Linked DNA regions of Homo sapiens: all the other regions are linked to region 3. A link is an interaction called in ENCODE POLR2A ChIA-PET data of the cell type or tissue named here. Cell type or tissue: MCF 10A. All regions are shown on one strand. Each heading gives the region's core, and the rest is flanking DNA. Links, peaks and the distances in the headings are about the cores only.

Region 1 (5,648 bases), core at 315-5,314, 85 kb before region 3:
CTCACGTGGACCCCCTTAGAGTTGTGAGCCCTTAAAAGGGACAGGAATTGCTCACTCGGGGAGCTCGGCTCTTGAGACAGGAGTCTTGCCGATGCTCCCGGCCGAATAAACCCCTTCCTTCTTTAACTCGGTGTCTGAGGGGTTTGTCTGTGGCTGTTCCTGCTACCGGTCCTGCCTACTGATTCTGTGAGTCTGATCTTCCAGTTCTAGTTGTTGATTTTTTGAGGCACTAGTATTTTTCCAATACATATTTCCTTCCTCCTAAATTAGCCAGGATTCATTTTCTAGATGTTCATAGCAGATAAACAATACAGTAACAGAAATTCCATACTCTAAAAGTTGGAAGTTGCCTCTTTAGGAAAATCACTATTATCAGTTTGATTTATACATTTACAAATTTTTTTTTCTGTGCACTATACATGCAGATGGGCTAAATCTCTCTCTTTTTTTTGAGACGGAGTCTTGCTCTGTCACCCAGGCTAGAGTGCAGTGGCGCAGTCTCAGCTCACTGCAAGCTCCGCCTCCCAGGTTCACACCATTCTCCTGCCTCAGCCTCCCAAGTAGCTGGGACTACAGGCACCCGCCACCACGCCTGGCTAATTTTTTGTATTTTTAGTAGAGACAGGGTTTCACTGTGTTAGCCAGGATGGTCTTGATCTCCTGACCTTGAGATCCACCCGCCTCAGCCTCCCAAAGTGCTGGGATTACAGGCATGAGCCACTGCTCCTGGCCAGATGGACTAAATCTCTAGATAATTTGGGGTTATGGGGAACAAAGGGATTTTTACCAAAAAATGGGTTATGTTATATATATTCTTTTTTTGTTGTTTGAGATGGAGTCTTGCTCTGTTGCTCAGGCTGGAGTGCAGTGGCATGATCAGCTCACTGCAGCCTCTGCCTCCCAGGTTCAAGTGATTCTCCTCCTGCCTTAGCCTCCCCAGTAGCTGGGGTCACAGGCATGCACCACCACACCTGGCTAATGTTTGTATTTTTAGTAGACACCATATTGGCCAGGCTAGTCTCAAACTCCTGATCTCAGGTGATCTGCCCACCTCAGCCTCTGAAAGTACTAGGATTACAGGCATGAGCCACCGTGCCCGGACAAGCCACTGTGCCCAGCCTACAGTTTTGTTTTTTTGTTTTGTGTTTTTACATTTACATCTCTCCCAGACCTGGACTTTTTTTTCACATGATGATTTAAGTATTTTTTTCCTCAGGTGGTGATATGATTTGAATGCATGTGTCCCTCCAGAATTCCTATGTTGGAACTCAAACCCCAAGCTATTAAGAGGTGGGGCCTTTGGGAGGTGATTAGGCCATGCGGGCTTAGCCCTCACGGATAGGATTAATGGCACTATAAAGAGGCTCAGAGGGCTGCCTAGTTCTTCCATCTCTTCTGCCATGTGAGGACAGCGTTAGTCTCCTGAGGGACGCAGCAACAAGGTGCCATCTTGGAAGCACAGAGCAGTTCTTACCAGATAGTGACCCTGCTGGCACCTCAATCATGAACTTCCCAGCTCCCAAAACTATGAGGAATAAATTTGTTATTTATAAATTACCTGGTCTGTGGTATTTTGTTATAGTAGCAGGAAAAGACTAAAACAAGGGGATAGCCAACTTTACTGACTAATCTATTTTTTTCATGGATTTGAAATGCTAACTTCAAAATATACCAAGGGGGCCAGGAGTGCTGGTTCATGCATGTAATCCCAACGCTTTGGGAGGCCAGATCACCTGAGGTCAGGAGTTCGAGACCAGCCTGGCCAACGTGGCGAAACCCTGTCTCTACTAAAAATACAAAAATTAGCTGGGCATGGTGGTGCGTGCCTGTAATCCCAGCTACTCAGGAGGCTGAGGCAGGAGAACAGCTTGAACCTGGGAGGCGGAGGTTGCAGTGAGCTGAGATCACACCATTGCACTACAGCCTGGGAGAGTGAGACTCTATCTCAAAAAAATAAAAATGAAAATAAAATATACCAAGGAATAGACTCTCCCTAGAAGGGCCACAAGAGGCCTCAATCAGTGTGTGTCTCCCCGTAGTAACTGCACTCCAAAGGAGGTTATTCAGTTAGCACTTCATGGACTCCTTGGGATTCTGCTAAAGACAGAAATTTTGAGGTTGAATTTAATAATGTTCAGAAGCCTGAACTCCACCGAAATAAAGGATCAGGAAGGCCACTCAAGTTGCCCTACTCAGGGCACATACCTACTGAGGGATGTGTTCTTGAAAAAGCATACCCAATCTGAAAATGTGTATACCACAAGCTATTTTTTTCCAAAGTAATAAGGGCAAAGGAAGAGGTTAAGAGAACTCCGTCACACTGAACTTCCTAGGAAAATACAGGGCATATGCATATAAGATGGGATATATTTAACTATGAAGTGTGGCTGGAGTTACTAGAGAGTTTCACAAGTGTTAAGAGGCTTATCTGGGCTGGGTGCATGGCTCACACTTATAATCCCAGCACTTTGGGAGGCTGAGGCAGTATTGCTTGAGCCCAGGAGTTTGAGACCAGCCTGGGCAACATAGCCAGACCCTGTCCTTAAACAAACAAAAACAGCCAGGCACGATGGCATGCATCTGTGGTCCAGATACTCAGGAGGTTGAAGCAGGAAGATTGCTTGAGCCCAGGAGGTCAAGGCTACCGTGAGCTATGTTTGTGCCACTGCACTCCAGCTGGGGCAACAGCAAGAGCAAGACACTGTCTCCAAAATAAAAAATAAAATAAAATAAGGCTTATCTGCATTATTAGCATTAACTAACTGAGCTAACCGGCTTCAGTTGCATTAAATGAATACTGTGTCGGTATAGGCTGAGAACCAGCGAGATCAACCTCAAGGAGCAGGACTACACCAGCTATTTAAGATGTGCTGCCATCTGCTGGCTAACCTTGTGTTGCAGTCAAACCAAAAGTACTTACAGCAAAAAATGACAGCCACACAAGCCGGACATGGTATGATAACAAAAAACAAACCAAAGCAAACGCACCTCGTGCTGCACGCTGACCTTCCCTGGTGACTAGAAGTGGTGCCTGTCTCTTGGCGGTGGCCCATGGTGGTGCCTGTCAGGCACTGCTGAGCAAGCAAATCTCAGCACTGGGGTGAGCCTAAATAGAAAATGCAAAATACACTACATGCAGATAGGCCAGCGTAAGATTATGTGCCCAGTTCCCTCACCATGTATTATAATAGAGTAGCTAGGCTCATATATGAACTCACAATGCTGCAGGTTCGTGCTTAAAAGAAGCTGGAAAAAAGCATGTCACCCAGGATAGGCTCTGGAAGATACATGACTATCATCTCACCCCTTTTCTCCACTATCCTATCTCCCATTCCCTTGCCCCACCCTTCAGTAGTGATGATGTAAAGTACCCAGAGGCCAAGAGCCATGGTGGCTGGGGAGGGCCCCTGATGGGAGAGGAACATGTTCCATCCATCTCTCCTAAGGCAAACTGAAAGACATCTGACTGAAGGTCACCAGTGGAAATGGAATGGATTAGGGAACGTCCTGTTACTATGGGTAGTGAGGTAAGGGAAAACCAAAACCAAACAGATAGAAACCTAAAACGTTAATGTGATCTTTATTATACAGCACATCTGGTATTTGTGTATCCCAACAAGTATACAGAATACTCTATAAAACCAAACCCAACCCTTCAATATTACACTAATGAAGATTAACCCAGAGTCGCATCTCTTCAAAATGCACACAATTAAGACGGTCCTGCTGTAACAATATTATGGAAAGAGCCAGGTAGCACAAGAAAGGAGAGAGGATAAAGACTGAAGTGTGTGCCAAAGTCATTGTCTTTTGTTATTGCACTTTTATTCTACACACTTAGTATCTTACACTTTTATTTAACACTGTAATAAACATTAGTCCTTTAAAACAAAGAAAAAACATTACATGAAGACAAAAGACAACAGGCTGCCCAGACCAATTTTCTTTTCAACTATCTGGGCAAGGTGGCCTCCCCAGTGCTAGATGTCCTGATGCACCTCTGAGATCACCTCAATTGGACTGGATGTTAACAAAACAGATGAAGTTAAAAATGAAACCCTTTTAGGAACAGTAGTGCTACTGGAAACCTCCAGGAGAGTTTGGAATACAAGTGTCTCAAGGCCACTCCCTCCTTACCCACTTTAACATCAAACAAGCTCTATTCATCCCACCTCCATAACTGAAGGATTAACCTTCTTTTTCTTTTTCTTTTTTTTTTTTTTGAGATGGAGTCTTGCTCTGCTGCCCAGGCTGGAGTGCAGTGGTGTGATCTTGGCTCAATGCAGCCTCTGTCTCCTGGGTTCAAGCAATTCTCCTACCTCAGCCTCCTGAGTAGCTGGGACTATAGGTGCCCGCCACCATGCCTGGCTAATTTTTTCTATTTTTAATAGAGACGGGGTTTCACCATGTTACCAGGCTGGTCTCGAACTCCTGACCTCAGGTTTTAAAAAGTGGGTTACTTGATCCAGAAAATCCAAAAGCTTTGGAAATTCCAGGAAAGCAACTACTCTTTTGGCAGTGGACTCTTCCAGGGTTGTTAATCCCACTCTGACACAATATGGATGGACTAGGGAGGCTTCCTGATTATCCAAATGGAATACCAAGCATGCCATCATCTCTCCAAAGCAAGCCCAAAGGGGGCTTTAACTTCCCAAAGTGCTACTGTAATCACCAATTCCCCTGGGCCTCCCAGTGCTAAATAATAAGCCAAAGCCAAAAAATAAAGTGTCATTCAGTGCAGTTGTCACTTTGCAGCCCTGCAACCCCGAGGCACTTCTTCCATGAGGAAGAACACTTTGTGACCCTTCTTTGGCAGCTCAAGCAAAGACACAAGAATGCATTTGAGAGCTGACAGGTACTAGTCGAGAGTTCTATGAGTCCCCTATTTCTATCTGTGGTAGTAATGCATTCTTTCCTCCACTGCTTCCTTGAATTTTAGTGTTAAAAATTAGGAGAATCTGCTGCCTAGGCTCTGTCCCCTTGAAGTTGATGGAGTCAAAAGTGACTCTCTTTGGTCTGGGAACAACCAGCACAGTCCTCCTGAAGCGCTTGCTCAGTCAATGAGCTACTCTTTGCAGAGGATCAGGGAACTAAGGTATGCCTGGGGAAACCCCACCCAAATGAGCCATGCCAGACAGCCCTTGCCATCAGCTCTCTAGGCACAGGGTCAGCCATTCCAGGGCCCCAGGCTCCACCATTTCTCCTGACTGCTCTGCAGGAAGGCCTCTCACTCATTTCTGAAACAAAATGAGAGACCAGACTTCAAGCTCTGGCCATTAAAAATGGCCAGGTCATCATTTTCATGTTGGGGTAAGCTGCCCTAATTATGTTGATTAGAAGGACAGACCACAATAAGGGTCATTCTTTCATGCCATCCTTTTTCTTCCTCCAGCCACAATCTCACCTCACCACTTGGGAACACATACAACCAAAGCTGGGAGGTAAAATCTTTAGGACTTTGGTCATGCTGAGCCCTCTATAACCCAAGTGCTGCCAGACTTCTTTGAAAACCTAGTGTCCTCCCAAGTAATATACAATACAGTACATTTCATGGCATTCCATCACTTATAATAAGAATGGATGCCAAAGAACAAAGCCAAAATTAGCTGACAATGTTATAAAACAAAAGCAAAGTATACACACTCTAT
Region 2 (5,648 bases), core at 173-5,172, 52 kb before region 3:
TGCCTGGCCACTTTGAACTCCCTAAAGCTCAAAGTGCTTTTAGCATCTCACCATTTGTCATTTTAGCAAACACTACATAAGTCAATCCACCCTTTATCCAACCCCAAGCCAAGAAGAAATTTGCTGTTTCATCTGTGTCTCAAGTTGCATGGAATGTTTTCTGGTTGGAAGACTAGTCTGATGCTCATCTTGCTATTCAAAACAAACCCCCTTTCACTACCCTGAGTCACACATGCTACAGTATGAATCATTTCAGTCAGGCATATTCAAAAAGTTGGTAAGTAACAAATTTTAAGGTTTAAAATAGAACATACAACTGCATAAATGACAACATTATAATCACATATAACAATGAGATAAAGACTAAAAGGAAAGGAAAACAGTTACATTAGGCTGGGTGTGGTGGCTCACACTTGTAATCCCAGCACTTTGGGAGGCTGGGGTGGGCAGATCGTTTGAGGTCAGGAGTTCAAGACCAGCCTGGCCAATATGGGGAGACCCCGTCTCTACTGAAAATACAAAAATTAGCCAGACATGCTGGTGCACACCTATAATTCCAGCTACTCAGGAAGCTGAGGCAGGAGAATTGCTTGAACCGAGGAGACGGAGGCTGCAGTGAACTGAGATCACACCATGCACTCCAACCTGGGTGACAGAATGAGACTGTCTCAAAAAAAAAAAAAAAAAAAAAGAAAAGAAAAGAAAACAGTTACATTAAAGTAAAGAATTATAGGTGGAAATATTTTTTATATTACAAAGCTGCCCTAAAGACATATTTTTTAAAAGATATAAATCAACCAATCAAATTTATGAAAGGAAAGCCTAAATATTCAAAACCAAAGTATTGTTTAGAAATTTCAGGAAGAATTTTGTTTGTTTTTTCTGATGGATTATCTTAAAATTCTAGAATAAATTTTCAGGTTTTCCTTAAAGGACCATTTTGTGTGCACAACAGAAACATCAGCCAAAGCTGCCAAGTCCATTTGTAAGACCAATACGGTTGTTTTTTTTTTTTTGAGATGAAGTCTCGCTCTGTCGCCCAGGCTGGAGCGCAGTGGCACGATCTTGGCTCACTGCAACCTCTGCCTCCTGGGTTCAAGTGATTCTCCTGCCTCAGCTTCCTGAGTAGCTGGGATTACAAGGCATGTGCCACCATGCCCAGCTAATTTTTGTATTTTTTGGTAGAGATGGGTTTTGCCATGTTAGCAAGGCTGGTCTTGAACTCCTAACCTCAGGTGATCTGCCTGCCCCAGCCTCCCAAAGTGCTGGGATTATAGGCGTGAGCCACCATGCCTGGCCCAATACTGTTTTTAAGAGACCAGCTGACTTTATTTGCTCATAGGTGTAAATTCATTATTAAAGAAATGAATTTTGGAAGTCAGGCACAGTGGCTCATGCCTGTAATCCCAGCACTCTGGGAGGTTGAGGTGGGCAGATTGCTTGAGGCCAGGAGTTCGGGACCAGCCTGGCCAACATGGCCAAAACCAGTCTCTATTAAAAATACAAAAATTAGGCTGGGCAAGGTGGCTCACACCTGTAATCCCAGCACTTTGGGAGGCCGAGGCAGGTGGATCACGAAGTCAGGAGTTCAAGATCAGCTTGGCCAATATGGTGAAACCCTGTCTCTACTAAAAATACAAAAATTAGCTGAGTGTGGTGGCACAAGCCTGTAGTCCCAGCTACTCAGGAGGCTGAGGCAGAAGAATCACTTGAACCCAGAAGGAGGAGGTTGCAGTGAGCTGAGATCATGCCATTGTACTCCAGAATGGGTGACAGAGTGAGACTCCGTCTCCAAAAAAAAAAAAAAAAAAAATTAGCTGGGCATGGTGGCATATGCCTGTAGTCTCAGCTACTTGGGAGGCTGAGGAATGAGAATCACTTGAACCTGGGAGGTGGAGGTTGCAGTGAGCTGAGATCACACCACTGCACTCTAGCCTGGGCAACAGAGTGAGATACTGTCCAAAAAAAAAATTACTTAATTAATTAATTAAAAAAAGGGATTTCAGGCTTTATTTTTAATTTTTTTTTTTTTTTTGAGACGGAGTTTCACTCTTGTTGCCCAGGCTGGAGTGCAATGGCACATCTTGGCTCACTGCAACCTCCGCCTCCCAGGTTCAAGCGATTCTCCTGCCTCAGCGTCTCGAGTAGCTGGGATTACAGGCATGCGCCACCACGCCGGGCTAATTTTGTTTTTTTAGTAGAGATGGGGTTTCTCCATGTTGGTCAGGCTGGTCTCAAACTCCCAACCTCAGGTGATCCACTCACCTTGGTCTCCCAAAGTGCGGGGATTACAGGCACCAGCCACCGTGCCCTGCCATGGATTTCGGGCTTTCTAATGGTAGAGTATGGCCTGATATATTGGCACCCACAAAGAAGCTGCCCTTTTTTTTTTTTTTTCTGAGACAGAGTCTCGCTCTGTTGCCCAGGCTGGAGTGCAGTGGCGCAATCTTGGCTCATGCAAGCTCCGCCTCCCAGGTTCACGCCATTCTCCTGCCTCAGCCTCCCATGTTGCTGGGACTACAGGCGCACGCCCGGCAATTTTTTTGTATTTTTAGTGGAGTCAGGGTTTCACCATGTTATCCAGGATGGTCTCGATCTCCTGACCTCGTGATCCGCCTGCCTCAGCCTCCCAAAGTGCTGGGATTACAGGCGTGAGCCACCGTGCCCGCCAGAAGCTGCCTATTCCTAAATATACCTTGTACTAAACAAAAATGGATAGAAAACAGGTATCATGCTCTGTCTTCTCCCTTCCCCAGTTGACCAACATGTGCAGTTGGTCTCACTGCTCTGAGTATCATGATTGTCAGAAGATAGGCAAAGAGCTGCTGGCAGAGACCCTGGCAGCAGTACGAATTAGGCTGGAATGTGATATGCGATTCTGCAATACTCAGTGAAGGGATGACTCATGCTTGACGGTTATAAACAAAAAAGGACGCCAACACTGTTTCCTGGAGACAGGGAGTGAAAAAATAAAAATTAATATAAAGAGGATGAGCCAGAGCTGTTATGGGCCTTAGTATGGCCACCTGAGAGGGAAGTCTGACCTCAGACTGTTTCATGGATGGCTATATACCTTCTTAGCACCTAGAACAGTGCCTGGCACTTAGTAAGCATCCAATAAATAAACATGGAATGAATTAATGAAGAAATGATGCTCAAAGCCACTTTCAATCGGCATATGTAAAATCTTCTATCTTTCAACTCCCATCCCACACATTTTATCCCACACATTTATCTGAAATTGCATTTGCCTCTACTCCAAGAATAAAGCAATGAGTAAGCATTTTGCTCCTAACTCAATCAAGTAAAAAGAATCTCAAGGAATCATGACAATAACCCATAATTCCTATATTGAGTCATAGTGAATTCCTAAAGAGATTTCTCTTGTAGAACGCATTCTGCATAAATCTGTGGAGTTTACAGAAGTTGATCTGTTACCACCCATTTTCTCGGCATGATTAAGAAATGCAATAGAGGCTGGGTGCAGTGATTCACGCCTGTAATCCCAGCATTTAGGGAGGCCGAGACAGGCAGATCACCTGAGGTTGGGAGTTCAAGACCAGCCTGATCAACATGGAGAAACCCCATCTCTGCTGAAAACACAAAATTAGCCGGGGTGGTGGCGTATGCCTGTAATTCCAGCTACTCGGGAGGCTGAGGCAGGAGAATTGCTTGAGCCCAGGAGGCGGAGGTTGCGGTGAGCCGAGATCATGCCATAGCACTCCAGCCTGGGCAACAAGAGTGAAACTCCCTCTTAAAAAAAAAAAAAAAAAAAAAAAAAAAAAAAAAGAAATGCAATAGAAAGGAGCTTGCTACTCTACAAACACCAGAATATACTTCTTTGGTTTTGTTTTGGGTATAAAGTGTAAAATGACACTATTTTATTTATTTTTAAATTTTTTGTAGAGACAAAATCTCACTAAGTTGCCCAGGCTGGTCTTAAAACTCCTGAGCTCAAGCGATCCTCCTGCCTCAGCCTCCCAAAGTGCTAGGATTATAGGCATGTGCCACTGTGCCCAGCCAGTGACGCTATTTTAAATGCCAAGAAGTAATCACTCAATCACTGACGAAGGCTGACCCCTTCCTAAGAATACTGACTCTTATAGGTGAAGAATCCTTACTCTGTAGCTCATGGCACATTACTAAAACTCTATTATAACAAAGGATGATTATACTAACTGATAATTCAAACAGAAAACAGTGGCCTGGCACAGTGTCTCACGCCTGTAATCCTGGCACTTTGGAAGGCTGAGGCTGGAAGATCCCCTTGAGCCCAGGAGTTCGAGACCAGCCTGGGCAATATGGCGAGACTCCATCTCTACAAAAAATAAAACAAATTAGCCGGGTATGGTGACACCCACCTATAGTCCCAGCTACTCAGGAGGCTGAGGCAGGAAGATCCCTTGAGCCTAGGAAGTTGAGGTTACAGTGAGCCGTGATCACGTCACTGCACTCTAGCCTGAACAACAGAGTGAGACCCTATTTCTAAAATATAAACAAACATACAAACAAAAAGCCAGAAAACAGTTATGTACGCAGGCTAAAGTTGGTAGGTAGCAGATGTCTTTGCTTTCTCTAGAGTTCTGAAGCCTCAGGTTCACACACAACTATATATTAGTAATTGTCCTGCCCTTGGACAGCCTTGACCTCTATCCTTGTCCCCATATTCTAGCTACTTTACTTCCAATTCTCCTCTCGTGACATTCTCATGGGGCATTTGAAAGGTTTCTCCTGTTTGTTTTCACACAGGGCTGATTCTTTTTCATTTCTAAATAGTTCCCTGAACCATCACTCTTAAATATTAATTACATATTAAGTAAAATACCTCCCTATTTTTGTTATTGTATAGAAAATACCTTGACTTGGCTGGGTGTGGTGGCTCATGCCTGTAATCCCAGCACTTTGGGAGGCCAAGGCGGGTGAATCACTTAAGGTCAGGAGTTTGAGACCAGCCTGGCCAACATACTGAAACCTTATCTCTACTAAAAATACAAAAATTAGCCAGGCATGGTGGCAGGCACCTGTAATCCCAGTTACTCAGGAGGCTGAGGCAGGAGAATCGCTTGAACCCAGGAGGCGGAGGTTGCAGTGAGCCAAGATCGTGCCACTGCGCTCCAGCCTGGGAGACAGAGCGAGACTTCATCTCAAAAAAAAAAAAAGAAAAAGAAAATACCTTGACTCTTTTTGGTACATATACTTTCCAAGGGGGAGCTGCAACCAAACAGGCTATAACATGTTTCTAGGTTATAACATGCCTCAAAGAAACTGGGATCAATGTGAAGGCAAACCAGAGTTTTATCCCAGTAGTCAACATTGAATGGATACAAGCTCATCTCCCTACCTAGTAAAAGCATCAGTGTGTAACTCAGGCCAGATATAAGACTTAGAAAAAACAGAATCACAGTCATAGCCCTCAGTAGCCATAGAAAGCATGAGACAATCATGCTAAAAGTAGAAGAATATTTATAATCCCAAACACCCCAAAGCAAAGGCTTTAGCTCTGATTCTCAACTCATGAGCATGAAGACTTTAAGGATCTCAACTCTCTTCTCTCTATCTCGAATGACAATGGATTAGGTAACCGACAAGTTGATAAGAATATATTGAATGGTCTCTATGCATTCTACCTAATGGACAGTCAAACACCC
Region 3 (5,648 bases), core at 416-5,415:
ATGTTTACTTAAACATATGGAATATGGCTAATAATATATGGAATAATATGGGAAAATGTAATAATGTTGAAAATGCTGCTGAGTACATTTCAAGTAAAAAATAGGATAAAATTTAGTTTAGGCTAATAAGAGCTTTCTCCAATCAGGAGTGATATAGAGCCTTCCTGGTCCTCTCTTCCTTTTACAATAGCCAGTAAAAAGCCTGTATTTAGGTGGTGGGATTGTGACAACATCAACAATCCAGACAATCTTCTTAAGGATTATTTGCATAGTTTACTCTTCCTAATCCAACAGAACTCAATTTCTTTTAAGGAGTGCACTGCGTGGAAGTGGTCATCTCCAACAAAAAGGGAAGAGAATTACATTAACAAAGGAGTATATGCAATGATATTGGTATCAAAATTCAGTGAGCAAAATTATTATATCTAGTCCCTCTAGAGAGTACTTTTACCTTTGAATCACTCTACTCAGTATGTTAAATCTTAAAATAGCGCACTGACAACCACTTATCCATTTGATGTTTAAATGTTTTTTTAAGTATTGCTATGGAATAGGACATAGAATTGCCTTGGATAATCTGCAAGCTTCTTACTATTGGCAAAAAGAGAAGCCTTTTATTTTTCAGACCTAATTGCTTTTACAAAAAGAAAGAAAACAAAACAAAACCCTACTCTACACTTTGTTAATCTTGGCACCTTATCCTCTATAATGAAAGCTTCAACCATTTATCAAACTAAATGAACTGGGTGTTGACAAGAGAGCAGGATTCCATAATTCTGCCCTTTATACTCCTTGTGTGTATACTTATTGGTTTAGCAAATTTGATACTACCAGAGTGCTCCCTTTCATTAGTTTAACTGGGATTTCTGTTCACAAAAAGCATTCAGCTTATTGGGATAATTCTCTTTCTCATATGGTATATGGGGGGCTTGGACAAGTTAATTATTTTTGTTTCACTTAGTTTTACTGCACATATACCATGTGTCAAGCATTTTCACGTGCATTATCTACCTTCATCCTCACAATAACCAGTGAAGATAGATAGTATTAGCCCTGGTTTATAGATGAGAAAACCGAGGGTGAAAGAGGTTAAGCTCACAAGAAGTAACCGAACTAGAATGCTTACATGAATTTTCTGACACCAAGACCAATGTTCTTCCCACTAAATCATGTTATTTCCTTGTAATTAACTAGGTGTGCCAAAACAGAATGGAAATGCTACTCCTACATAGAAAATATAATCACTTGCATTGTGTATCTGCAAACTTTTGTCTAATCTTGAATATCAAAACATAATTTGTGCCTATATTTTCCCAAAGAAACGTAGAATGATAGAATAATCTAATGCCGTAAACAAAATTTCAACCAACCAAAGTACTTTCAAGTTCTGATTTTCTTAGGTGCTCAAGAATTTGCTGCGGCTAATGAAAATTTGCCATTGGCTTCAAACTGGTGGTTATAGGTCACTCAGGTCTCTACACAGACTTCTCAGCCAAACTTCTTTGGCAGTAGCACACTTATTCCATAATATGACACTCAGTGAAAGTCAGAAATTGGTGGGACACATTTGAACTCCTGAAGATAGAAGCATTGGAGTGAAATGTGCAACACTTCTGAAACTGGATGACATCTGTGGTTATAGCTATGGCCCTCATTCTTTGCTAGGCAATGTCCAAGTGCTTTACATATATTACCCAACACCCTGTATGGTAGGTACTGTCATTATCCCTACTTCCAAATAATTCAGAAACTGGAGCATGAAGAGGTTAGATAACGTGTCCCCACTCACATGGTCAGTGAAGAGCAGAGCTAGGATTTGTCCCCTATCTGGCCATAGAGCCTGAGCTCTTAACCATTATGCTATGATGCCTCTCCAAAATGGAATGTAAAGTATTAGCTGATTTTATGAAACACACCACAGACTTTTTTGCTGACCTGAATCACACCTTGCAAATATGACGACAAGTAGAAAATGTGGCTGTCATGCTGTATGTATATGATAATATAAAAATCAAACTTAAGACCAACTTTTATCTAGTATAGAAATGAGGCATAATTCAAAATTATAATGCTCTCTGCTTCCTTAAACGAAACCAAATCCCTTCCTTAAACCAAATCCCTTCACTTTCCTTCGGCTTCGAGTCAGGTCATGAACATGTGTCAATGCATGCTCACCATTTGCTGGCCACCGCGTGCCCCTCAAGACTTGCTCAGGGTCTTTGGGGCCGCTGCACTTATCTGGGCCAAGTCAGGCAGGGAGCAGTATATTCCTCTGCTTGAAACCTTGCACCATGGGAACCTGCCCCCACCGGTTCTGTCTAGTCCTGCCCACGGTCTACACTGGCATCCTGCCATCCCCTCACCATTGAAAATGCTAAATAAAGGCTTATAGCTTTGTGTTTCCACATTGTGCTCGATTCTTTGTGGTAGATGTGGGGGGTGGTTCCACATTCCCAGCCCATCCTAAATTCCTATCTTCTAAAAGTGGAGCTGCCTAGTTTAGAAAGTAGCTGCTTGGCTGAAGTAAATTCTTAACAAATTAGTCTCTTCTAGGATACACATTAAAATGAGTGGTTGGAATGGGAAGAAGACAGAACAGAAAGTCAAGAAACTCCGACTAGTGAGACTGAAGTGAGGCTACAATGGCATGATGGGTGCGAAAGAGATTGGTAAACTGTAAAATCCTTTAGAGACCGTGTGGCCCCTTCACTGTCTAGGCCAGTGGTTCTCAAAGGGTAGTGTGTGTCAGAATTACCTGGAGGGCTTGTCAAAACACAGATTTCTTGGCTCACTACTTCTGATTCTCTAGGTCTGGCTGGTGGCCAAGAATTTGCATTTCTATCAAGTTCCCGTGTGATGCTGAAGTTGCTAGTCCAAGGATCACAATTTGTGAACCACTGGTTGCTGGATGAGTAAAATCCATTGTGTCCACAGGAGGCATACAATAGACACTCAGATGGGGTTGTTATTATTACTACTCTCCATATCTTGGTAACCCCAACGTTTGCTCTCTTCTGCTTCCAGATTACTCAGCACAGTTTGGCTGAGATTTATGCAAAGAGAGACAGCATTCCCTTTCCACACATCTATATGTAGCAACCTCCTGCCATTAATACCCTTTCTTATTTAAAAGCTGCTTCACAGTTTGTAAGGAACTCTCACATACGTTATTGTGTTTTTATATGAAATTCTTCCCAATTTCTGAGCATAAATTATGCCAAGTAAAGTCTCATTAAGAAATAATGCACTTAAAGCGGGGGACGGGGCGATGAGGAGAGAACGCCCCCTCCCCTTGGCATTTGCAGCTCTGAATGTAGGCATAGATTTAACTCAGACCAAGTATCCTAGAGGGGATAGGTGTCTCCCTTATGGCTAGAAGGTGCAAAGTTAAGAGCCCCAAAAAGCAGTGATAATAAACATCCCTCTTGTGCTCCTTCTCGCCAAATAAAGCGAATGGGTGGAGGAAATCCTGGGCGAGCCCTCCTCGGCAGGGTCCCTCAAGCTGGAGCCGAAACTGCGACTCCCACGCCCGCCGCCCCCGCCCCTGAACTGCAGCCCGCTCTCTGCAATGCAAAAACGCAGCAGCATCGTCCTCCAGCCCTCTCCTGGGGGATCGCACGGTGCAACCAACCCCAAAAACGAAGCTGCGCGACGCCCCCTCAGCCCCGCGGGCTTCCCATTGGCCGGTTGCCGCTGTCACTCCCTCCTAGCCTCGCCTTCCCGCTCCCGGGCGGAGGCAGCCGGGCGGGGTAGGTTGCGCGCTCGCCGCGGGCTCGGGCCGCGGTCGCGGCTTTGCGGCAGGCTGCGCGTCAGGCGGGGAGCGGGGCGCGCGGGCCGGGGAGGGGGCCGGGCGCGCTGCGGGCTCCGCGGCCGGACCATGCGGGGCAGGGGCCGGTTGCAGGGCCGGGGGCTGCAGCCGGCGCCGATGGCGGCCGACTAGGACCTGCCCGGCCGGCTGCCCCGCGCCCCGCCTCGCCCCGCAGCCCGGCCGGCCGGGAGGGATGCGCTGTGCCGCCCAGCTCCTCTCCGTCCTGCCCATGCCCTGAAGCAGAAAGTTTGGGGGCCGGGGGTTGTCTCCCTTCTCCCTCCTGCAATGACTGCCCAAGGACTCTTGCTGCCCAGCCTCGACTGTGACCTGTCTTCGCTCCCCAGGTCGAAATGAACTATTCCAAGCTATAACCAAGGCTCCCCCTTCTCGCCCCTCCCTCACCCGCCTTTAAGAATTTTTTTTTTAATTCAAGAAATTGTGGTCTGCCATCTCCCCTCCTTGTTAATAATTTAGACCCCAGGCCTCATATGAATATAAGAGGGGGTGCGGTCTTCCCCAAGACGGCGCGCTGGAAGGACAGATTCCCCTTGCCGACCCACATACACCATGAAGAGGTGCAGATCGGACGAGCTGCAGCAACAACAGGGCGAGGAGGATGGAGCTGGGCTGGAAGATGCCGCTTCCCACCTGCCGGGCGCGGACCTCCGGCCTGGGGAGACCACGGGTGCTAACTCTGCTGGCGGGCCAACTTCAGACGCCGGCGCTGCCGCGGCGCCCAACCCAGGTCCCCGAAGCAAGCCTCCTGATTTAAAGGTGAGCGCAGACCATCCCCCCGGCAAGCCCAGCCCGCGACTTAGCTCTCGCCACCCCACGCAGAAGTGCTTTAACAGGATAAAAGTGAGGGGGGAAGCCAGGCAAAGGTCAGAGAGGATGAGCGGATGCTTTGCTGGCACCCCAGGGGGGACGTCAGGTACCATTTATGCCTCTGTCTTTCAGCTCCGTGTCAGGTCTCTGTGTTTGTTCCCCATTATTCAGCAAGCGTTTTAGTGACTCACCCATCCGAGATTGTTTGAATAATGTGTGAAGTGTTATTCGCAGACAAAGGGCTGGAGAAATCCAAGATGCTAACCAAAAAGTGGACAGCAGGTGACCATTAGTTTTCCTTGCTGAGTAAGTCTCTACCCATTGGGATCTTTGTGTGTGTGTGTGTGTGTGTGTGTGTGTGTGTGTGTGTGTGTGTATGTGTGTGAGACGGAGTCTCGTTCTGTCGCCCAGGCTGGAGTGCAGTGGCGCGATCTCGGCTCACTGCAACCTCCACCTCCTCGGTTCAAGCGATTCTCCTGTCTCAGCCTCCAGAGTAGCTGGGATTACAGGCACCCGCCACCACGCCCGGGTAATTTTTGTATTTTTAGTAGAGACGGGGTTTCGCCATGTTGGCCAGGCTGGTCTTGAACTGACCTCAGGTGATCTACCCGCCTCGGCCTTCCTAAGTGCTGGGATTACAGGCGTGAGCCACCGTGCCGGGCCCCATTGGGATCTTTGAGCGCTTTCCTGGATGAAGCTCAGTTTGCCGATCTGTGAAGGGGCGGGGGGGGGGGGGTGGTGGCGGGGGCGGGGGGGGAAGGTGGATTTCCTGCCGTTAGGTGGAGCCAGAGGTTAAGATAGTGCTTGGAGATCTCTGCCTGCCTGCTGAACCAACCCCCAGGGTGGAGAACTGACAGGTGGTGGAGCAGTGCTTGGGCTGGTTTGGGGCCTCAGTTCAAGTTGCATACATGCTGAGCCAGCAGCTAGAACCAGAAGCCGAAAGAACTGTTCACATGGAGCTGTTTATTTTCCGGCCTGAGGTTGCCGAGACAATTGGCGAGCTGTCTTGAATATA
Region 4 (5,648 bases), core at 256-5,255, 91 kb after region 3:
TGTTAGAGGGGCTGGAAGGAGTCTCTGCATGGGGGCGAGTGCACAAGTTGAACCCCAAGATCCATCTCTTTCAACTCCAGAAGCCCATGATTCTACATCAGAATTGTTAATCCTCATTGAACAGTTCCAGCCTCCTGCAAGTTTGTGCTCTGGCATCAGGGGGTAGGTTAGGGACCCACCAGGTATCCATATTAGGTCCCAGGAGATCACAGTACGGCTGGCACTTTCCAGGAAGCAAACAAGTTATGTCATCAGGCCTCTATCGGTCTCCAAGCAGGTGGCAGACAAAAAGAGCCATGCATCACCACCCTGGTGGGGCTAGACCACTGCTCCCCAGCCTATCCTGGACCCACAGGAGAGGGCTCTAGCTATCTGCTGGCTAGCCTGTCAAAGTAAATTAGAGCAACAGCTCAGGCCTAGACAGAGCTCAGCATACAGAAAGTGTTCAACAATTGTTTACTGGTGAACATAAATCGCAAATATTTACTAGTTAAGTCACTGGGCTGATGACCTTTGACTGAGATGGGAGCAGTGCTCAGATAAGATTTTCTCCTCTTCTTCCTAGACATGGGTGAAGTCCACCTCGGTTATAAGGACTAATTTTTAGGGACCTTTGTTCTCATCTGCAAGATAGCCAGGCAACTATTCTCTAGAATAAAAATATGTTGATTAGGCTGGGCGCAGTGGCTCATGCCTATAATCTCAGCACTTTGGGAGACCGAGGCGGGCAAATCACTCGAGGCCAGAAGTTCAAGACCAACCTGGCCAACGTGGTGAAACCCCATCTCTACTAAAAATACAAAAATTAGCTGGGCCTGGTGATGCATTCCTGTAATCTCAGCTACTCTGTGGCTGAGGCACGAGAATTGCTTGAACCCGGGAGGGCAGAAGTTGCAGTGAGCTGAGATTGCACCACTGCACTCCAGCCTGGGTGACAGAGCGAGCCTCTGTCTTAAAAAAAAAATAAAAAATAAAAATAAAATGACTAAAACCAAGGAAGAGGGTAACAATTGCTGAACCAATCACCCAGAGGCAGGAAGGCCACATGCCTGAGACAGTCCTGGTCTAATTACTAATATTGCCCCTTTTACTCTCCAAAGTATCCAAGTTTAGATAATACAATATATGGCCACCCTACTCAGAAGGGGAAAGAAAACCAGATTCAATGATAATAACATAAACCTGAACATCTGATTAGTGGAGATGGCATCAAGAGCCCAGGAATCGAATCCTTATTTGCCCCTATAGAGCTATGCAACTCAACATAAGTCACTTGACCAGATAAGTCTGGTTAACTCATCTGGCTGGTTTTCATGTCCTCATCTGAAAAACGAAAGGATATTTATTCTCCAGTCATCTGCTGAGTGCCTACCATGTGCCTGGCTGGCACTGTGCTAGGTGTTAGGGATTCAGATAAAAAGTGGACAGTCCCACAGTCCAGTGGGAGGACTGACAATTAATTAAACTCCATTCTATTGTGATAAATGTGGCAGTTGATGTCCCTGCCTGCAGAGAGGCTCCAAGAGCACTGGAGAGAACTTCCTTTGCCCATAGGAGGAGCAGGGAAACCACCTCTGGGAGAAAAACTGCTTTCGATTTTGAAGGATGAGTGAGGTTTGCTAAGCCAAGGGAGGTGGGCTAGGGAGGGGCAACAAGGGCATTCCAGACAGAAAGAAAGGTTTGAACAAAGGCCAAAAAGAAAGAGCCATTCACGAATTTGCACATCAGGATCTCTACGCACCCTTCCAAACTCTAGAATTCTATGCTGAACTTCTTCAGAAATGGGCCACCTGCTACTATGCCAGGAAGGTGCTAGCCAAGTATTATTATAAGCAGCCCCATACTATGGCCACGGTAGCCTGCTTGAGCATAATTTCTGATTCTGTCCCAGTGGTTTTCTTGCCCCTGCAGTCCTAAACATTGGAAAAGGCAGCAGGGTTAATTCCTCATTCTATTTTGCAAACAGCACACACTGAAGTCCAGAAAGGCACACTGACTTTTCCAAGGTTCCACAACACATCAAGACACAATCAGGACTGAAGATGGAAGGATGGTGCCTGGAGAAGCTTCCATCTCAGCCATAGAGATTTCCCTGCCTGCCTCCCATCCCTGGAGAAGGGAATGCCCCATATCTTGCCCTAGGCCAGGCTGTGTAGTATCACCAGCCACCCCATCCCACTTACAGATATACAAATATGCCCACTCCTCTGCCAACACCCTGGAGAGGTAGGTGCTGTGGCTCAATTGGTAAACACTGCCTCCCTCCCAGGGACTCAGATCAGGAACGATCTGGATTCAGGAGAGGATGGTAGAAAGGTCTTAGAAAAAGAAGATCCAGAGATGCTGGTTCCAGGTGGAGGGAGAGAAGGTGCAAGCTGGGCATCTCTGGTCATAGTTATCACCCAGAGCTGGAGCCAAGATCCTTGATTTCTCTCTGGCCTTTTGTGGAGCAGCTGCTGTCTGGGAGGCAGGGCAAGGAGCTAGGGGATGACCCATTTAGATAACGGAGGAGAGGTTGGGCTGGGTTGGCCCAGGCTGGGCAGAGTGGGGGTGGGCCTAGGGGTGGCTCGCCATCCCACCACACCAGCCAGAGAGCTAGGCAGGGATCAGGAATGGGCTCCAAGGGGAGCCTGAGCCACCTCCCTATACTGTGCTGCCCCCTCCTTGCCATCCTCCAGCCCCCTCTACCGGGTTGCTGGGCAAGGAGCTTCCCTGCCCAGCCTTCTTGTGTGGTTTGGCTGGGGCTCAAGGACAAGAGTGGCCTGCAGCCTCCCTCCCTGCCGCTTAGCAGGCAGGTGCAGAGGGAGCTGGGAGGGCAGTGTCCTGCCAAGCAAGCCCTTGGCAGCCAGCCAGGCAGGAGTCCTTCTCTGGAGCTGGGGCCGAAGGAGAGACGAGGACTTTGAACAAAGCAGCAACCAAAGTGGTTTGGCTTAGGGAAGCCAAGCACAATCCATACTCTTTCTCAGGGTAGGACAGACCTCCAGGACGCAGGGATTCCCCAGGAAAGGGAAGGGCAGGACTTCATCAAAGCCAGCCTTGCTGGGATAATAACACTGTGTGTGTCAGACACTGTGCTAAGCACTTTACATATGCTATCTTACTTAATCCTAAGAGAATCCCACGAGGTAGGAATAATTATCACCCCTACTTTACAGATAAGGAAACTGAGGTACAGAGAGGTTGCACAGCTGGTAAGCAATGGAGCCACGATTTGAATGCTTGCAACCTTGACTGTCAGCTAGGCAGCATCCCCAACAAGGTTTGAAACCCAGGAATATAGTGTAGTTCACCCACCCAGAATCCTTCAACACAGTCACTGTATGTGAGGGTGGGGGTTGGTTCCCAGTGACTCTTCCCACCTGAAGCACTGCCTGTAGTGCTGGGAAAGACAGCGGGAGCTAACTGTTGGAATAACAAAGCACACTGAGGCAAGCCTGGGCTCATCTCAAGACCAACTCCCAGTCTAGGACTCAGTACTTGGTCATCCAGGAGCCCATATTGCAGGCATGCCACTCACCAGCTACAGGATAAGTCACTTCCCCTCTTCGGGCCTCAGCTACTCTATCTGTCAATGAAGGACTCGGACCACCTCAGTCATTTCCAAACATTTTGAAATCCTGCACTGCACTCCAAAACATAAAAAAGACAGAAGCACTCTTGCTCCAGAGCACCATACACTTGGACTCACGGCCCTAATGGTTCCCCTTGGAGGTAAGACTTCCATGCAGATCATCCAAAGGCTTTGGTGGACTCCACCATTTCAGAGACCCCAGCATGTGTTTTTCTCTTTAGGGGAAGGGGTGGCCAGGGGAGCTGGGTGAGTCCCAGGAGGAAATGTCATTTGGATACCAGGAATGTATTGAAGAGCCAGAGCAAATATTTGTTTTTCCTTTGATGTCCTCCTAGAGCAGCCATTAGTTCCGCCCACCTGCCCTTCCCTCAGCCAATCCCATCTGGCCCTGATAATCCCATCTAGGCAGGTTGGGAGCGGGAAGTGTGCTAGAAAGGTGGAGAGAAAATTGGGATGGAAGTCACCCAGCTGGCTTTCCTCTGAATCTAGCTCCCACCAACAATCTCAATTCATTCTAGGGGAGGTCTTGGGCAAGCTCCCACACCCCTCTCCCGCACTGAAGTATCCTGAGGCACTAGGTCTCTCTCGATTCACGAAGGACAGTCAAGAGGCAGGGGTGGGGTGGGGTGGGGAAGAGGCAATGCTCCAGAATTGAGAAACCATTAGCACAGCAGGCAGCTGCTCTCCAAGAAGGAAGGAGACCCTGAGCAAGTTCCCAGCTGCAGAACTGGGTGGTCTATGGATCAGGGAGGTTCACAGCAGGTCCCATGCCTACTGATCTTGGCTTCCTACATAGAGCAAGAGGCATGAGGCCAGGGAGTATCTTCTGATGTAATAAGAGCTGGAATCCCTGCCTAAATCCACTTAAGTTTGAAAACTGAAAGCTAGTTTATCTCATTCTGGAATCAAATGAGATCTCTCTCTTACTCTCTCTCTCTCATGCACATCCACACACACACCCCACAGTGACCTGGGTCAAGAGCCTGATGGGAACTCTGAACTTCAATCTCAGTTTCTCAGTCTCTGGGCCACCCCAGTCCCCACGACCCAGTGTCTCCACCCCCAAGAGGCACGAAGCACAAGCCACCAGCAGCTATTTTCCAGCTAAGCCCCTGACAAAGCCTGGGTCCAACAGCCTCAAGCCTGGAGCCTCACCGGGCCCTCACACTTTGCAGAAAGAGAAAGAAAAGGCAAGCCAGGAAGTACATGATTGCCCAATAGCTGTAACCTGGCAGCAGGCAACTGGGGACTGTGCCAGGCGATAGCAGGAAAAACATACTCGGTCCTATTGATGGGGCCATAATCTACCCCTTTCTCCAACATCCACTCTCCTTCACCAATGAAATGACTTCTTGAATTTCAAACCAGCTACTGGCTGCAAAAGCAAACACAATCTGGGGAAGTAACTGCTGATGTAGCCAATAGGGCAAACCATACACACACACACACACACACACACACACCCCCTCACAACCAGCACCCAACTGGATTTGGCAAAACATAATAATGCCTAAACCACCTGCTCTAAAAGGCTTGTTAAAATATACATTATATGGCCCTATCCTAGACCTTCAGAATAAATTACTCTGGGTGTGGAACCAGAGAATGTAAGTATTTTAAACAAACATCCCAGGTGATCCTTACGTACTTTAAACTCAAGTTTGAGAACCAGTTAACCACTGCTAACTAACTTTTGACAAATTTGCCATCCTTTCTGGGCTGCCCTTTCCAGAAATTCTCACTGCAAGTTCTTTTTTTGTTTGTTTCGTTTTGTTTTGTTTTGTTTTGTTTTTGAGACGGAGTCTCGCTCTGTTGCCCAGGCTGGAGTGCAGTGGCACGATCTCGGCTCACTGCAAGCTCCGCCTCCTGGGTTCAGGCCATTCTCCTGCCTCAGCCTCCCGAGTAGCTGGGACTACAGGCGTCCGCCACCACGCCCGGCTAATTTTTTGTATTTTTAGTAGAGACGGGGTTTCACTGTGTTAGCCAGGATGGTCTCGATCTCCTGACCTCACGATCCGCCCGCCTCGGCCTCCCACAGTGCTGGGATTACAGGCGTGAGCCACCGCGCCCGGCTATC

Evidence for each region. Peaks named below come from ENCODE experiments on the same cell type or tissue, not always from the same donor. Only the 100,000 strongest peaks of a DNase experiment are listed, where the experiment ranks them.
Region 1: POLR2A ChIA-PET joins it to region 3 with 11 read pairs; 12 of 35 experiments call an interaction of 5 or more read pairs at or near these places.
Region 2: POLR2A ChIA-PET joins it to region 3 with 16 read pairs; 10 of 35 experiments call an interaction of 5 or more read pairs at or near these places.
Region 4: POLR2A ChIA-PET joins it to region 3 with 33 read pairs; 10 of 35 experiments call an interaction of 5 or more read pairs at or near these places.

Annotation. Positions count from the first base shown.
Region 1 is chr1:205,138,942-205,144,589 of GRCh38, forward strand. DSTYK (dual serine/threonine and tyrosine protein kinase) reads right to left here. Exons shown (of 13, transcript NM_015375.3): 13 at 3,564-5,648. Among named protein-coding and RNA genes, the nearest start is that of RBBP5, 20 kb to the left of the region's middle. RefSeq lists an enhancer at 2,776-2,920 and a cis regulatory region at 2,848. In MCF 10A, for the core only: a CTCF peak has its summit at 2,900 (motif pointing left); a DNase peak (open chromatin) is centred at 2,870.
Region 2 is chr1:205,172,721-205,178,368 of GRCh38, forward strand. All of the region lies in intron 2 of DSTYK (dual serine/threonine and tyrosine protein kinase), which reads right to left. Among named protein-coding and RNA genes, the nearest start is that of DSTYK, 36 kb to the right of the region's middle. RefSeq lists an enhancer at 1,979-2,480. In MCF 10A, for the core only: no CTCF peak of the experiment used is centred there; DNase peaks (open chromatin) are centred at 2,901 and 3,431.
Region 3 is chr1:205,224,190-205,229,837 of GRCh38, forward strand. It overlaps TMCC2 (transmembrane and coiled-coil domain family 2), which reads left to right and starts at 3,757. Exons shown (of 5, transcript NM_014858.4): 1 at 3,757-4,582. The coding sequence starts at 4,376. RefSeq lists an enhancer at 3,408-3,547 and a silencer at 3,678-3,857. In MCF 10A, for the core only: no CTCF peak of the experiment used is centred there; DNase peaks (open chromatin) are centred at 2,332, 2,822, 3,692 and 4,832.
Region 4 is chr1:205,314,919-205,320,566 of GRCh38, forward strand. The region is part of intron 1 of NUAK2 (NUAK family kinase 2); the gene reads right to left. Among named protein-coding and RNA genes, the nearest start is that of NUAK2, 4.0 kb to the right of the region's middle. In MCF 10A, for the core only: no CTCF peak of the experiment used is centred there; DNase peaks (open chromatin) are centred at 2,833, 3,433, 3,973, 4,843 and 1 weaker place.